2 separate regions of the Homo sapiens genome follow, and region 1 is linked to region 2. Evidence: chromatin loops called from intact Hi-C (ENCODE). Cell type or tissue: Caco-2. All regions are shown on one strand.

The links. Peaks named below come from ENCODE experiments on the same cell type or tissue, not always from the same donor. Only the 100,000 strongest peaks of a DNase experiment are listed, where the experiment ranks them.
Region 1: it touches region 2 in a loop (3-fold over the local background); 5 of 110 quality-filtered maps call a loop at or near these places.

What each region holds. Positions count from the first base shown.
Region 1 is chr5:52,352,460-52,360,459 of GRCh38, forward strand. No RefSeq gene overlaps it. Among named protein-coding and RNA genes, the nearest start is that of LINC02118, 350 kb to the left of the region's middle. In Caco-2, a CTCF peak has its summit at 4,071 (motif pointing left); no DNase peak of the experiment used is centred here.
Region 2 is chr5:52,002,854-52,010,853 of GRCh38, forward strand. LINC02118 (long intergenic non-protein coding RNA 2118) reads left to right here and starts at 5,178. Exons shown (of 4, transcript NR_147166.1): 1 at 5,178-5,225; 2 at 6,962-6,996. In Caco-2, a CTCF peak has its summit at 4,578 (motif pointing left); a DNase peak (open chromatin) is centred at 4,548.

The DNA of each region.
Region 1 (8,000 bases), 350 kb after region 2:
TTCCTCCAGTCTCGAGATGACTGCAGCCATGACTGGAGCCTTATGAGATACTGTCAGCGAGAACTCAGCTAAGCCACACACAGATTCCTGACCCACAGAAACTGAGAAATTTGCCAATTTCTGCCTTGATTTTGATTATTGAATAACTACTTGAAGATTTAATTTTACATTGGTATTGGGGTTTTCTAGATCTCTGAAAACAAGCATGGTGACATGTATGTGTGTGTATAAGTGAGTGTTTTTGTCAGAGCAATTTGAAGAGGCCTGGGTGTAGAGCTGGGTGTAATGTGGGCCAAAGGCAAAGTTTATTTAGTTTTTTTTTTATCAAAGCAACAATAGAAAATCATTTTAATTCAAACATTCATTATCAAAACCACCTGATCTCTTCTGAGGTTTTGCTACGTTGATATTTTCTAAGTTATCAGGCTCATCATCTAAATATCCATTTGTTAAAGGAGATTTTTATCTCTTTACCCAACCTCTGTAACAGAATTTGACACTCTTTAAATTCATATGCTATGTAGGTTGGTATTCCATTGAAAAGCCATTTAGCTCTACAACGTAATGAAACAGGAATACTATCTCATGCAGATAATTATAATAATAATTTCTACTCCTTTAAGAAAAATAAGTGTTCAAACACCACAGTAAGGTACTTACCACATACAATCTTGTGGTCCAGGTTACATTTTGGCCTTGTCTTCCTAAACACAATGGGCAAGTTTCACAGCCTTTCTGCATCCAGGACCTCTGTCTTACCTTGGCTAATTCACTATCACAATTTCAGATATCTCTCTGTAGAGAAAAATGCAAACCAATCCAAGGTGCTGTGTCATGAATTTTATAGCAACAATAAACAATTCTTACAAATAAATATCACAAGTGAATTTGGATAATGAAAATGCATTTGAAATAATTGATTTGAGCACTTGTACAGCTCAATTCTGACATTCCCAATCTTATCTTCATTTTGTTTTTAAGGAGATTTCCATTCCTTGACATGTTTATTATTTTGAAACTAAGCCAGTGTTTTCAAAGCATTTTCATGCCAAGGATTCTAAACTAAGCAAATAAATATTATGCTACTTGAAACATTCTTAGCTTTACTTAGAAAACTAGCATACTGACATGTAAGCAATTGTTCACACACTGAATCTCTCATTAAAAACCTGCCATGTTAGTTAATAAATTTAAAACAACACTTTCAAGTCTGTCAATAGAATGAACAATCTCAATTTGTGAATCTCCAACCTTCACAAGGTGAAGGTTTTCACTACCGTCTACATGATCTCATATGCAGATTGACCTTCGGTTGCCAAATTTTGAGAACTGGGGTTCGATTTTATTAAGAGTTTAGCTAGGAGTAATGTTCAAAATACTTAACCAAAATATAGTAGAGGCACAAACCATCTTAGAGGACATTGACTGCAGGATTGGAATCTGCTTCTGGCCCCCAGTTATATCAGACATCATCTCTTCATCTGCTAGATTTTGAGAGGTATAGGGGTAGTCAGGACAAGATCATTTAGAGGTATAAGTTAGCAGTTATTTATCAGCTGACATGAAAATATTACAATACTTGCACTGTCAGTGAACTGGGATGCACTAACTAAATATCAAATCAAATTGCATTTGTTCTCTTGTGTCTTCATGGATTAACTAGCATTAATTATAAAACTCAGTCCCTTCAAAGGACTGTGAAGGGAAATCAACAACAACCAGCATATTGTACTTTTACTGAAGATTTGTAACTCACAAGGAGGGATAGCATATCTTAGCACATAATACTTTATTTAAAAAATATTCATAGGACTCTTCCCAGGGGCTCTCCAATCTGCTTCCGGTGAACAAATCTTTCCTAATTCTCACTGCTATGTTCCACTTGACTTCAAAGGTAGCAGAAGGAATTCTCTTTTTTTCTGAATATTCTCCTTCCTTAGCACTATTGGCATGTTAGATTGGCAATACTTTGTTAAGGAGGAAAGGAAAGGATTTAGCAGAATCCCTGGCCTTGTCCTACTAGTTCCTAGTAGTAACCTCTCCTGCCATCCCAAGCTGTGACAACTAAAACTATCTTCAGACATTGCCAAATACTCCCTGTAGGGCAAAAACTGTTGTTCTTATAGAAAGAAACTTCTCTAAACCTATTACTTATTTTTTAGTTAGACCAATTTAAAAGCTCTATTCAAGTGTCTTTAAACTTTCACGCAAATATCCTGGACTAGCTCAGAAAACAAAGGACACACGGTCCTAAAAAGGTAGTGAAGGGATTCTATTTTGCCATTATTTTTGGTCAAAGGGTTTCCTTATAACTACACAAAAACCTTGAATCTGATAGGTGTTCAATAACACTATTAATTCATAATTACAGGTAGCTTATGTTTCATGTATTCACAAGGTTGAAAAGGCTTTCAAAGGTTGAACACAACATATTGTGGTGTATATATAGTGTTTGTCCTGACAAGGTCTAAGTTATAATCAATCTTATACTTCATACTTTACTCTAGAATATTTATTCTTGGTTTGTAAACTCCTCAGGAATGAGAGAAGTTAGGTGATAAGCATGCCATTTGAGGGCTGCTCTTAGCCTATCTGCTTAATTTGGATATTCTTACTTCCTTGTTTAATAACCTTTTTACCGTTATTGATCTGTTACATATATGTCATATGTAAGTGCCATTAATTGTATATATTTTCCAGCTAAGTTTGGATCACTATAAGAAATTTGTCTTAAACCATGGTTGTACTTTTGTATAGTAAATTATCTTTGCGTTGCATTATGATTTGCTTCAGTAATTTTAGCCAAATCAGGTTTACTTTCCAAAAAAAAAAAAAAAAAAAAAAAAAAACCATCCAGTGGGACACTTATAAAGTGGGTAAAATTTGGGTTTGGTTTCCTGGGCCTCTAACAAACAATCACCGAAATTAGAATGTATAGAGATTACATGATTTGTGTATGATTCCATGATTAACTGAGCTATCAGAAAAATTGTTTTAACAATTATCCACAGACTTTGCCTTTATAAAGTACCTCAATGTCTTTTACCTCCTGTAAGTTTTATAAATTTGATTATATTTCACAGTAAGTAAATCTATGAAAGTTTGAGATGTATATCAGGCTTTAATACTCACAAGTATTTCAATATTATATATTGAAATGGTAAATAGAAATCTAGTTTCTGGAAAAAGCACAGAAATAAAAATTATGAAATTTCTAGCCAAAATCATGTATTAATTTTAATAGTTCATTAACATATGGCAAAAATGTTTGATACCAGAAAAAACATAATTTCACTAATAAAATACCAGCTACTTAAAATTATATGTAAAACTGCTGCTTTCAATTTTCATGGCAATGTCAGGATAAAAATCAACCTGAAAACCATACCAAAAACTACTCTGGAATGGTTTACTATTTCATACTTTTTTTTTCTCTACATAAATATGGATGTATTTTCAGCCATTAATTTTTGTGAAACTGGGCCTATCCAATAAAAACTCTCTAGAACTATTCCTTGACACAATTATATCTCTTACCACAAACTCAATTAAACATGTATAATTTTGATAAGATTCTTTTTCCCCAGGTTACTACATAGAATAGAATTGAAAGCACTTATATTAATTCTATAGACGCATCACCAGTTATATCGCTTCTTCTGGTATGTTTTTACCTCTTGATTTTTCTTTTCTCTTGGCAAAACTAAAAGATAAATGTGTTTAATTCAAACCAAACCCTTTTTAATGTATATTCTTCCCCTATGGAAAATTCTAATTGGGAAGATATAGTGGAAATAACACTAATGAGAAGTGTTTATAAAATCTAAATACAAAAAATGCTGATGACAATACAGCCAAATATTCCACAAGGAACAAAAGCTGATTTTGATAAACAAGCACAAAGAAACGTATTATAACAAATGTGAGTTTAATTTCATAATTTCTTTCAGATTTGCCTTTGCTTTTGGCTAGCTATATCGCCCATTAAAGATTATTTTTGTCTTTTAACTGCTGCTTTATTTTACACAAACTAGGGAAATATCGTCCCCTACTGTCCAATTCTGATAAGGTGTTTATAAGGAAACTTTTTGTTTCAATCTATCAAATTGTGGCTGTACCTGAGAACTCTTTGTAGATGATGGATCACAAAGACTGAAGTTCTTTCCTGTAATATTCATCACAGTCATTAAACTATTTTCAATTGCTTCAGTTGAATTATTTTCTAAAAGAGCTAATTGCTGACATATTTGAATAAACTATAAAACTTAGAAAGAATGTATGTTATTTTACCAATCCTTCTTAGTGTGAAGGAATACTACATTTATTCAGTAAAAAAAAGTGCATTCCTCCATTTAAAATGTAAATAACTATTTTATGTTCCCATCCATGACTACTTTACAAAATTATATGCTTTAAAAACTATGTTTTCTCTTAACAAAGCTTGTCACTCAATTATTATTTTGTCATGCATTAGAGAACAATATTTTATTTAGAATTAGAAATGTATAATTTATTTATAAAATAAGAAACTCATTCATTCCAGGTGACTGCAATTGACACATTTTTTAAAAAGAAGAGAATTTTCAAAAATATGCACCTATATGTTTAAAATACATTTATCTTCATTTCAATCCTTATTTGGATGTGATAATTATGCACTTTGGGCGGTAGACTTATAGCTATCCATATGGATTTTATACTTGTAACCTAAAGATAAATATATAAGGCAATTATATCTGTTTAAATTTAGATTAAATTCAAAAATTAACAAAGAAATACCACCTACTAATGGTTAAGGGGTTTGACCTGTTCCACTTACTTAATTACTACATTTCTTTGTCACCAGACTTTGTTACACTCAGCTGCAAGAAAGAGAACACATTTTGAACTGATTTATTTTTAAGCAAAATACCTTTAAAAATCAAGGATAATGTGTTATTTACTTCAGCTTTCGATCAACCTAAAGGGCAATAAATCCCTATTACTTTACCTCAAAATTGACAATTGACATCTCAGTCATTATCAAAACTCTGAAGATATATGGCTACAAGTAGCAGTGACAAAAAACCAAGATCCAATGTTGTGAGTGTCAGTTTATAATGTCTTTTGTTCCCACAGGTAGAATATTAAGGATTCAATTGAGAGCACTGTGGAAATCTAGACTAATAGTGTTGTTGCATGAAAAAAAGAAAGCAATCTCTATAAGAAGAGAGATAATAGTTAAATGGGTGAAATAATTGATAGATGCACCAACGCAAACCTCACCGAGTGGTTACCTATCTAATTTTCCCTGTTGTTATATGTTCCACAAAGATCAATGTAGATGTGGCCTGGGGAATCTGTCACTAATACTATGGGGCTCGAATCCAGGACAGTGTTGGATGATGTGCTTAGCCCCTTAAGAACAATATTCCAAACATCAATCCTGTTCTCCATGCTGCCACCTCTCTGTTTGGGGCTAAGCCATTGTTTATTCTCTGCTGAATGTAACATCTGTATGTTGAAAAAACAATTCATCAGTTTTAGAGCATATATTACAGTACTTCAGAGCATGTGCTTTAAAAAAAATGCGTAGAAGGATGTTCATGGGAGCGTTACAGTTAATGAACAAACTGAAATAGCCTGCGGTTCATCCAAAGGGGAATAGGGGAACTGGTTAGATAAATCCTGGAAAACACATGAAATGAATTACATAGGCAATTCCTAATGGGAGGTTCTGATTTTGCATGAATTATTTGTTTAGTATGTAATTTTCAATTAAAAAATCAGATTTGAGAATATAGTTAGAATAATATTGAGTTCACTATGTTTATATTTGTGAATATGTTTTTCTATCCACACATAAAAGAAAATGTCATTGAAACATTGAAAGTCTTTTTTTTTTCTTTTTTCTTGTTTTGTTTTATTTTGTTTTGTTTTATTTTGTTTTGTTTTGTTTTGTTGAAGACAGAGTCTCACTCTGTCACCCAGGCTGGAATGCAGTGGCACAATCTCAGCTCGCTGCAACCTTTGCCTCCCAGGTTCAAGCAATTCCCGTGCCTCAGCCTCTCAAGTAGCTGGGATTACAGGCACATGCCACCATGCCCGGGTGATTTTTTGTATTTTAGTAGAGATGGGGTTTCACCACATTGCCCAGGATGGTCTCGAACTCCTGAGCTCTGGCAATCCACCTGCCTCGGCCTCCCAAAGTGCTGGGATTACAGGTGTGAGCCACTGCGCCCAGCTTTTTGTTGTTGTTGTTCTTTAACATCTTGCTACCCTGCTTATCCTATCATGAGTAACGGTAAGAAAAACAATCAACACAAGAAGCAAAAACAAAACAACATTGAACAAAAGACTATATTAGAATTCAAGCAACTCAAGAATGCTCTCTCTCTAATTTTAGGGTATAATTTGATGTTTATGTGCTTACACATTTTATAATAATTCTGAAGTCTTACCCAAATTCTACATTACACTTTATTTTAAAAACTGTAGATAGACTTTTTCCAGCTTTACTGAGGTATGATTAACAAATAAAAATTATGCATATTTAAAGTGTACAATGTGATGATTTAATATACATCTGCATTGTCAAATGATTACCAAAATCAAGCTAATTAGTATATACATCACCTTATGTAGTTACCTTTTGTGTGTATGTGAGTGATAAAAACACAATCTACTGTCTTAGCAAATCGCAAGTATACAATGCATTATTATTAGTTATAGTCACCATACTGTAAATTATATTTCCAGAATTTATTCATCTTATTACTTAAAGTTTGTACCTTTTGATCAACAACTCCCCATTTCCAAAATCCTGACTGTTGAATTACAGTCAATTTCCAAAATATAAGAAAAAATTTAGACCAAGATTCTTGGAAAAGCATCTTACTTTAGTATTAGCAAAGGCTTAATAATACATCTTTCAACACAGACTCCTCTTTCCCTCAGAGCCAGTTTATTCTCAGAATGAGTCAAGTCAGAGAAATGAGTGTATACAATGGAGAATTTTGAGGCTTAGCCTGCCACTTTGTTATTTAAAGTAAGCTAAATTCCAATAAATTATTGTCAAGTTCAAAAAGAACTGTATTTACTCCTTTGTGACCCTTAGTCAAACTGTGTATAATGCTGTTTCCTGTACAAGAACCACCTGCACAGATAAGTCTTGATATATGTTCATGATCTTTTGGCAAAATATAATTCAACTTGATTTTCAAAGCCCTGTTATATTTTCCTCATCTTATAGATAGGGACTATGTTTGCAACACTGTTCAAACTAAAGGCCTAAACAAGATTATAGCAAGAGACATATTCTCTGTTTGTGAAAGGTATATTTACATCTAGTCAACTATATATATTTTAACAAATGTAATTATCTTTCTCATAAAAGTAAAGGCTATAAATAGATACAATAACACTAAATCAATATTTATTATCAAATGATCATCTTTACAGCCAGTTTGTTTTACACAAATATATTATTCTTTGGCCACAGACTTTGGCCCAAGTAAAATATTTTACCTTTGTAGGCCTTTTATTACCTAAGCGCCCAAGAGAGTGTTAATATTTTATCAAAGCTTATTATCATAACTTTTAAAAAGAACAGAAATTCTTCTGTATCATTCTCTGCATAGTTCTCTATGATATATATGAGGCTTCCAACCTCTTCAACCTCATCTAGTGTGTCCATCTCTTCAACATATCATCAAACAATCCTTTGAGGCTTCGTGTTAACACCCGCCGTTCCCTCTGTTCAGTGTCCTTGCCAAGCTCTTCACTTAGCTGGCCTCTACTATTCTTTCAAATAAAGGATATTCCTTCCCTGAGGCTGACCCATGCCAAGTAAACTCTTGCCACCTGCGAGTACTTTCTTTCAAAACTCTATTACCACAACACCCTGTTTGCTTTGTATCACTCTCCAAAATCTTTAATTTGCTCATTTATCATATTATTTTCTTATTTATTACGTGTCTCCTTCACTTGAATGGAAGCTCTCCATTGTATGTCTGGATTCT
Region 2 (8,000 bases):
CTGAATCTCGACTCCAGGAGCTCACTGACTGTTTAGGGAGTTCACTGTCATAGAGGCAACACTTGAGAAATAGTTACGTCTTCCCACGTGAGCTATGCTGCTTTGGCAGTGTATGGATTATGTATGGAGGGTACTACTCCAACTAAACTATTGAATTCTATTATCACCTTTGCTATAAAGCCATATTTTATGGTGGAGGCAGTCAATAGCCATAACCACCACTTGATACTACCTCTTCTGTAGGCTGTTCTATCAGCCAATGGTATTACTTTATACATATCATGAGATTTTGTTCAGTGTGTGCAAGCTGTGGTAAGACAACTTTAGTGATGCATTAACCAAAGGTAAGACATTTCAGTGAAACAAGGATTGATACCCATGGCCAAAGTTTGTGTGACTATGGGGAATGTGTTGCCTACAGGAGGTTTTCGTGCTTCAGGTTGGAATTGGAGTCAGTGAATGAGAGTAGAAGAAAATGAGAATAAGACATGGAGGATAAGTTATCAATCTACCAATGTTAAAGTCTAAAAGCCTGATAACTTAAAAGTCTTAGTCTGATATCAGAAAGGTTTATATCTATGTGTTTCTGTAAAACTTGAACAGAAGTTTGGGGGTAGATATTTATTAGGGAACGATTTTTACATTGGATCAAAACATGTAAGATAGGTAACAGTAATTTCTTCTGCTTCAATGACTGTAATAACAAGACATATTAGCCAGAAAAAAAATAGAATGTATTAAAAAAATAGAGTTGAGTGATATTTATGAAAAAATGTATCTTGGATTAAGGAGTATGTCTATGAAGGTGGTGGGGCTCAGAACATGATACCCCAAAGTACGTTGTCTTGGCATGCTGAGTACTTTGAACTAAAGGAGATTAGAAGGCCTCAGAAGCAAGTTCTCTTGGCCTTCTCCTGCCTTCTTGTCTCCTGTCTCTCTTTTCCATCAGAAGAGAGTCATGGAAACCAGAATTCCTCTTCCCCTAGGGGGATCATAGAAATTAGAAGTCTTTTTCCCCAAAGCAATCCATAAAACCTAGAAAGGTCACTTCCTCCCTTCTTTCTTCTCCCTTGAAGATCCTTGTTCCAGAGGGACCCTGCTCCATACCATATGTGGGGGGAAGGAATGCTACACAGAGAGGCCAAGAAGAACATGAATAGCCAGGCTTTGCCTGGTTCCCCCCTCAGTCTATTACCATTCGATTATTTCCTTTTGTCTAATCACATTTCTACATGACTATCCATTTGTCATTGAACCTAAGCATAACAAAGGGCAGTTTTTCTTTGGGTCTTTGGGTCTTTCCTTTCTGAAGGCTCCCATGTCATGTAAAACTTTGAATAAATACATTTGTTACAGTCTTCTCTTATTAATCTTTTGTCATAGGAGTATCAGTTGTGACCCTTATGATGGGTGATGAAAGGTATCACACCTTTCCACTTCTAAAAAGGTAACTGCTATTTCTGCCCATAAGAGTTTGTTTAGGCTAACTTAAGGCCAGAAGAATTTCTGAGATATGGTTAACTAAATGAAACATAAATATGATACATATATTTTCATCATTTCTATGAAAATATATAGTGCTAACTTTTTTCATTGAAATTGTTCAATACCCTAGTTACATTTACTTATGATTATCATTGTGTAAGAATCATAAGTAAAAAAGGAGATTACTTAACTAATATAAAATTTATGAAAAAGGACTTTATTCCTAGTTTAAGGAAAATAATTTTTTTTTTCATTTTTGTGTCCAAGAGCTTTTAAGAGTGTTCATGAAGTAGGAATTGTAATGCCTACTTGACTGGCTGGCTGTGAATAAGATATGTGATGATATGTGAAAACTACCACCAATATGCCTAGAAAATTTAGGTGATCAATAAATACTTATTTCTCCACCTCATCTCCACTATGTCCCCTTCCTTCCACCTTACTTTTCTAATCTGCCTCTTATTTGGACCATTTGAGGTTAGTATTTTACAAGACATATTACTTGGTGATTTTCAAATATCCTTATTGTCTACCTTTAATTGCTTAAAGTGTTTCATCTTAAGCAAGCTATACATTTGACTATTTTACATAAATAAATATTGTTTTTTAAGTCCTGTATTCCAAATGCCCCTGGGTCATTTGAACTATACCAGATCACACATAGTTCTCCAAATACGACATAAACTTTGACGATGTGCTTCTGATCATTCTGCTTATATTTCCTGGTATGTCATTAATTGCTCTATTGCTTTGGTATTCAAAGTATTTGAAAATATCTTATTTTTGACATTTATAGTACATTCAAATAACTTTTACTCTCTGATAAATAATGACCTTTTTCAGAACAGGGATCATGTTACTTTCAACTTTGTATCTTGGGTGCATAACACAGAACCTGGTCTTTATTAGGAATGCAATAATGGATTGTTGAGTAAATGAGTAAATTAGACCACCAACTATTAACCAAATATAGAAATCAATGAGAGCTGTGAAGCCATGCACCAACAAAGTAGGTTTAAACCTTTGATTAATGTCCTGATGTATGAAGGATGGGATTTAGATACTCAACATACAGCAAAAGTGTACCCAAGATGGTGTGGTACTATCCCCAACTCCTCTCTTTTACCCCTTCTAATCAGGAATCATACCACAATGCAGGTGAGTAAGAGTTATGATCTTTAGAAATAAACCATGAATATGTATTTTAAAAAATAAGAAAATCATTTCTAAATTTTTTGTAATTCCTTCAGAGGTATGCTTCTAAAAGGAAATGATTATGAAGGAAATTGTCTCTATAATGGTTAAATGCACTACTGTTTTTTACATGAGGAAATATTTTTGTTTAAGCACAAGACAGAGTGGCATTACATTTCCTGGAATTTATTATTAGTCAATAATAAACTGACTTTGCCAGTAATGTTATCTTTCATTCTTGGAAATTCACAATGAATGTTGAATGTTGAAGTATCTGAAAAGTCTTGCAGTTGAGATACAGCTTGGTAGGGATCTGAAAAGCATATGTATTAGCTACATACCAATTATAATCATTTTTTACCTAAGAAAGTCCTGAAGTTTAACTTGTCTACACTTTCAGTTAAACCTTTGATTTTCTAATATTGATCTAGAAAATGATTTACTAGAAGATTCTCAATTATAGAGGAGTCCAGCTTTCACCCAGAGGAGGAGAATGTAGAAGCTGGCTCCATATTAGGAAAGCATTTTATTAGTTTGAGATAATTTTAGTGCCCAGGTATATACTTCCATAGTATATTTTGTCTATACATGCATTACATTTATTTACTGTCCTAACAGAGGAGAGTTGAGCAGAATATATGACTTAATAGTACTTATCATCTATCTTATAGTACTAAGTTTAATTCCTTTTTATAGTGTTAGGATTGATTAAGTTACATTAAGCTATCAAACAAGTCCAAAATCTCAGTGGCCTAAAACAATAAAGATCTATTTTTGGACCATGCTACATATCTGTTCTGGTAAACTAGGGATTTTCTTCCACTTTGACTTCACCAAATGATTGAGGCTGATGAAGAAGCCACAGTTTGGAAACTATCATTTTGACAATTCCATGTTTCTGCTTGGAAGTGACATAGATCACTCTCACACTTGTTTCTTTGCTAAAGTAAGTCACACACACATATGACATCAAGGGAACAGGGAAACACACATTTCTCTTTTACTCAGAAGTTAAGAAGAACCTAATATTACCTAACAGTAGTAATGCTACCATATTAGTCCATATTTATGAGACTATATGCCAAATTAGAAAATAATTACTTAAAATAAAATAATAGATTTATTTAAAAACAAAACAAACAAAAAAACATGAGAAGACCAAAGACTGCACCTAGCCTATGCTGTGGTTGTTTGGAAGAATGACATTAAAATCCCAGAATGACAGCAGTAACCATTATATTACACATCACTTAGAAGATTTTACAACAAAAATCTAGTATCACAGCATAGCAAATATTCCTATAAACTTTCTCTCCACAGATAAGGCATTCTGATTGCTTTGCATTTCCCCATAAAATCTATTTTTCAAACTTTGCACTGAGAAACACTTGTTATTTTGCAAAAGCCTTTACAAAACCTTCAACTTACAATTCCTTAATTGATGGGATAGATATAGCGGAGAGTCACATGTAGTCCACAGAATCATTTAAATTTTCTGCCTTAAACATATTGCAAGGGTGATAACATTTTACAGGTTCTCATTAACTGTCTTGATAGTGTTATAAATTGATGTTTGGCAAAGAGCAGTTTCTAATATACACGAATAATTTGAGAAGGATAGTGGAGATGGTATACTTATATCGCTGTACATATATAACTCATGAAAAGGAAAGATAAGGCCCAAAGAATGCCTGATTTAGTTTGGTGATGCAAGGTAAATCCACTAAGATTTGGTTTACTAAGAGCATGGAAAGTATTCTAATATACAAAGAGGTTTGTTCTTTTGTTGAAGTTTTGAACTTTTAGAGACAGAATCCTTGGTGTTAATTTAGACAAGCTGCACATCCCAAACCTGCACTAGGACCTTGGTTAGCTGCATATTCTGGGGGAAGATTGCCACCTACTGGAATACCAGCAGCATTCCCTCAGGTTTTATGGTCGATGTAAATATGGCTCCTTTAAAATAACATACCTTCCCACATTTATTTCAACGCAAACTCCTAGATATGAAATTAGTGTATTCTTCCTCTGAAGTAAGCTCAATATGACCTGCTCCAACCGTCAGCTGCTAATCCTCCCTGTTCCAGGTATCAATCCTACAGTTCTTTGGGGGTATGATAGACGAAGTTCTGGTTTTCTTAATTGCCAGGTAGGCATCAGTTGATATCCTGCCGCAATCAAACCCAGCTATTACCTAATAGATAACCACTCTAAAAGAAAAAAAAGTAGCATGATATTTAAAAAATTTGAATGCTTGGAGCAGTTTTACTGTCTAAAAAGTGTTCACCTTTGAAATATGTTTTTGACCACATATTACAAGTTTGTGAACAAGAAAAATAATACTACAATTTAAAATGTATTCATATAAGCAGCAAAACTGTTGGTGATTCGTCTAGGCAAATGGCATACAGCCAAAATTATACTTTTCCATTCTGTTGTCACAGTGTGGACTTTTGTAACATAGCAAGGGATTTCAATGCCATCTTTTGAGTATTGAATGAAGGGTGAATTTGAGACCACTTACAACTCCATCATCAATTTTAAAGGTAAAGTTGTTATAAATGTTATTGGGTTGATAAAACTTAATGGTTTGAGCAGATGAGCATACGGAAAGGTGAGAAGAGGATTTAAAGACACAGAACAGCAGCATGAGGAAGAGTGCCAACTGGAGGAGTAGATCCATAATAAGAGAGGTGACTGATAAGAGAAAATGGGATAGGAGTAAGGGATTAAGGATAGCTATTGGAAATGAAGGTAAAAAGCTGAGATAGTGTCTATGGAGGAGGCAATGTGATATAGAAAGAACAAAAAAGCCAAATCAAAACTTTGGAATTGCATAGACCTGGGTCATCAGCAGGTCTGCTTCAACTGCTACAAGCTGAGAATAACAATTTCCCCATACTTTTTACTTCTATTAAGTTAGAGAGTATCTATGAAACACTGAAGCTCTTGAAATATAGAGTAAACATTTTTCATTTCAGTAAAGAGTTTAAAAGAAAAATACAAAATTAATAAAGATGAAAAGGAAGGTCAATACAAAAGAACTTCAGAAAGAAGAGCTGAGATGAAAAGAATTAAAATAGCAATAGCGATAAGAAAAATCAGATCTTGATGAGAAAATTGATGGGGTAATAAAAACAGTAATTGTTCAACACGATGCCCATATTATCAAAAGAAAGTAAAATATGCAGGCAGACAACATTTGCATTGGCCAAACCACACCAAATAAACAATTTAGCTATTCGCATGACTTTCTATCCACGTGAAAGAAATTTCCATTTATCAGCTGTAAATTTTTAACTCACTTCTCTTTGAGCTACACTTTCACTTTTCAACAACTTTCTGGACGTTTTGGTTTAAATGCCTCACCAAAATCTTCAACTCCAAATGTCAATAATGAAATTTTGTTGTCTTCATTATTAAATTTGACCCTCTCTCCCTGATTCTTTTACTTGATAATTAGCATCACAATTCTCCCAGGACAGTGGCCACTTAATTTAGTACTTCTACTTTTCCTCTTTCTCTCTCTTCACCTTTCCCATGTGGAAAACCACATACCATATTTATGGTAGTGATAATGATGAAAACTAGAATATATATATTATTTTAGAATTTATCCAACATTATTTAAACTTTTTCTAAAGATTCTTCTGCTGAATCTATCTCTCTATATCTGTTTGAATTTTTTCCCTTAAATTATATGCTTCTTAACATGTCAAGACCTTCCATGATCTTATACAACTTGGTTTTTAGATTAATTTTCTTTATATCTTCCCAATATCCTGTTCCAACCTGTTTTTTCTCCAAGATAACTGGTTTTGTCTTTCTCCCTGGGTATTGAAAGCCCATTCATATTTCAAGACCCTGATTTGATGCTATTTTCTCTATGATCATTTCCCAGTAGCAGGCCAGCCACCCAGAAGTTGCCAGATGCCAGTTTCTTCTACCACTCAGAACATTACTAGAATTAACTGGAGTTGTTTCTGACCAAATGGATACATATACACACACATATATGTTCTCAATTACTCATAGTGATTTAAATTTAATGTTATTAAGAAATTCATTACATTGCTACTTTGAGGCCAAATAATACATAGTGTAACCCTGCTTATTTGAAATTAGTGATCTATTTTATAATCAAAATGTTAAGTCTTCCCAAGTTAGTTATCTGTTTAGAGCAGGAATTTAAAAAAAAAGAAAAAAGAAAAGAAATAAAGAGGTAATAGGGACCACATAGAATTGGTTAATTGTTTTTTTTTTTTTTTTTAATTTCTTTCAGAACAGTGACTCTTCATTGGCCAGTGGAAGAAATTAGTAAGTGAATTTATTTCTGTACATAATATGTATGAATAGAAAAAACACTTTCTGTCGGTATCCACTAAGTAAATACTGAACAAATAATTAATATGTTTTGAAAGACCTTGACTGTATTAGGCTTTGTAATGTTTAGAGTCCTCTTAGTTTATGTTTCTTATATTTACTGTTTTTTTTTTTTTAAGAGTTTAGCATAGGTTTGCCTTTTCCCCTAAGTCTTAGGAAGGCAGATTTTCTGTCTTAGACAACACTGTGGTAGAACAAAAATATGAACAATTGAGACATGGAAGTCAAGAACAATACTCTCCATGTTAGTTTCTGGGCGCACAGCCTAGTAAAAATTGGCATTTTGTCTTATGGTTATCATTGGTGATATAGATGAAATGAGTTATGAAGACTTAACAATTAACCTGAATTTTAGGTTATTACACTATCACTAATGACATAAAATACTCAGGACTTCATACACACACACAAACACACAACAAATCAGACTTAAAGGTAGAAACAAACTCAGTCTATTTACTCAGTAAAGACTATTGTGTTCATAAATGCAAGTGTTAAAAAACGAATATACCCTCAAAGCAGCTGTATGAGTTTTTTAGTATTTTTTTCTGAATTTTAGATTTATAAAAACCATGTCTCAGCTGCTACCTTTCAACAATTTTACTCTGAGGCAATAAATAATTCAATGTGCTAATTTGACAGATGACTCTCCAGGAGCCTCCTACCATTACTAGCATCATTAGGCCATAATATGCATGACGAGGATGGGCCATTCAGCAAATGTCCTTCACTTGTTTACCCCTAAAGAGCTGTGCTCTGCACAATTAACTAATGAAGCATTATGGGCCTTTTTTTTTCTTCCCTGCTATTTCAATATATCAGTGCAAAGAGTCGAGGGAAAATACAGTCTGTTTCCTTTGGCTAGATCAGTATTTATGGGATGGTTAAGACTGCACTGTAGCTCCCAGATGAATAAGGTGAAAATAATAAGATGGTCA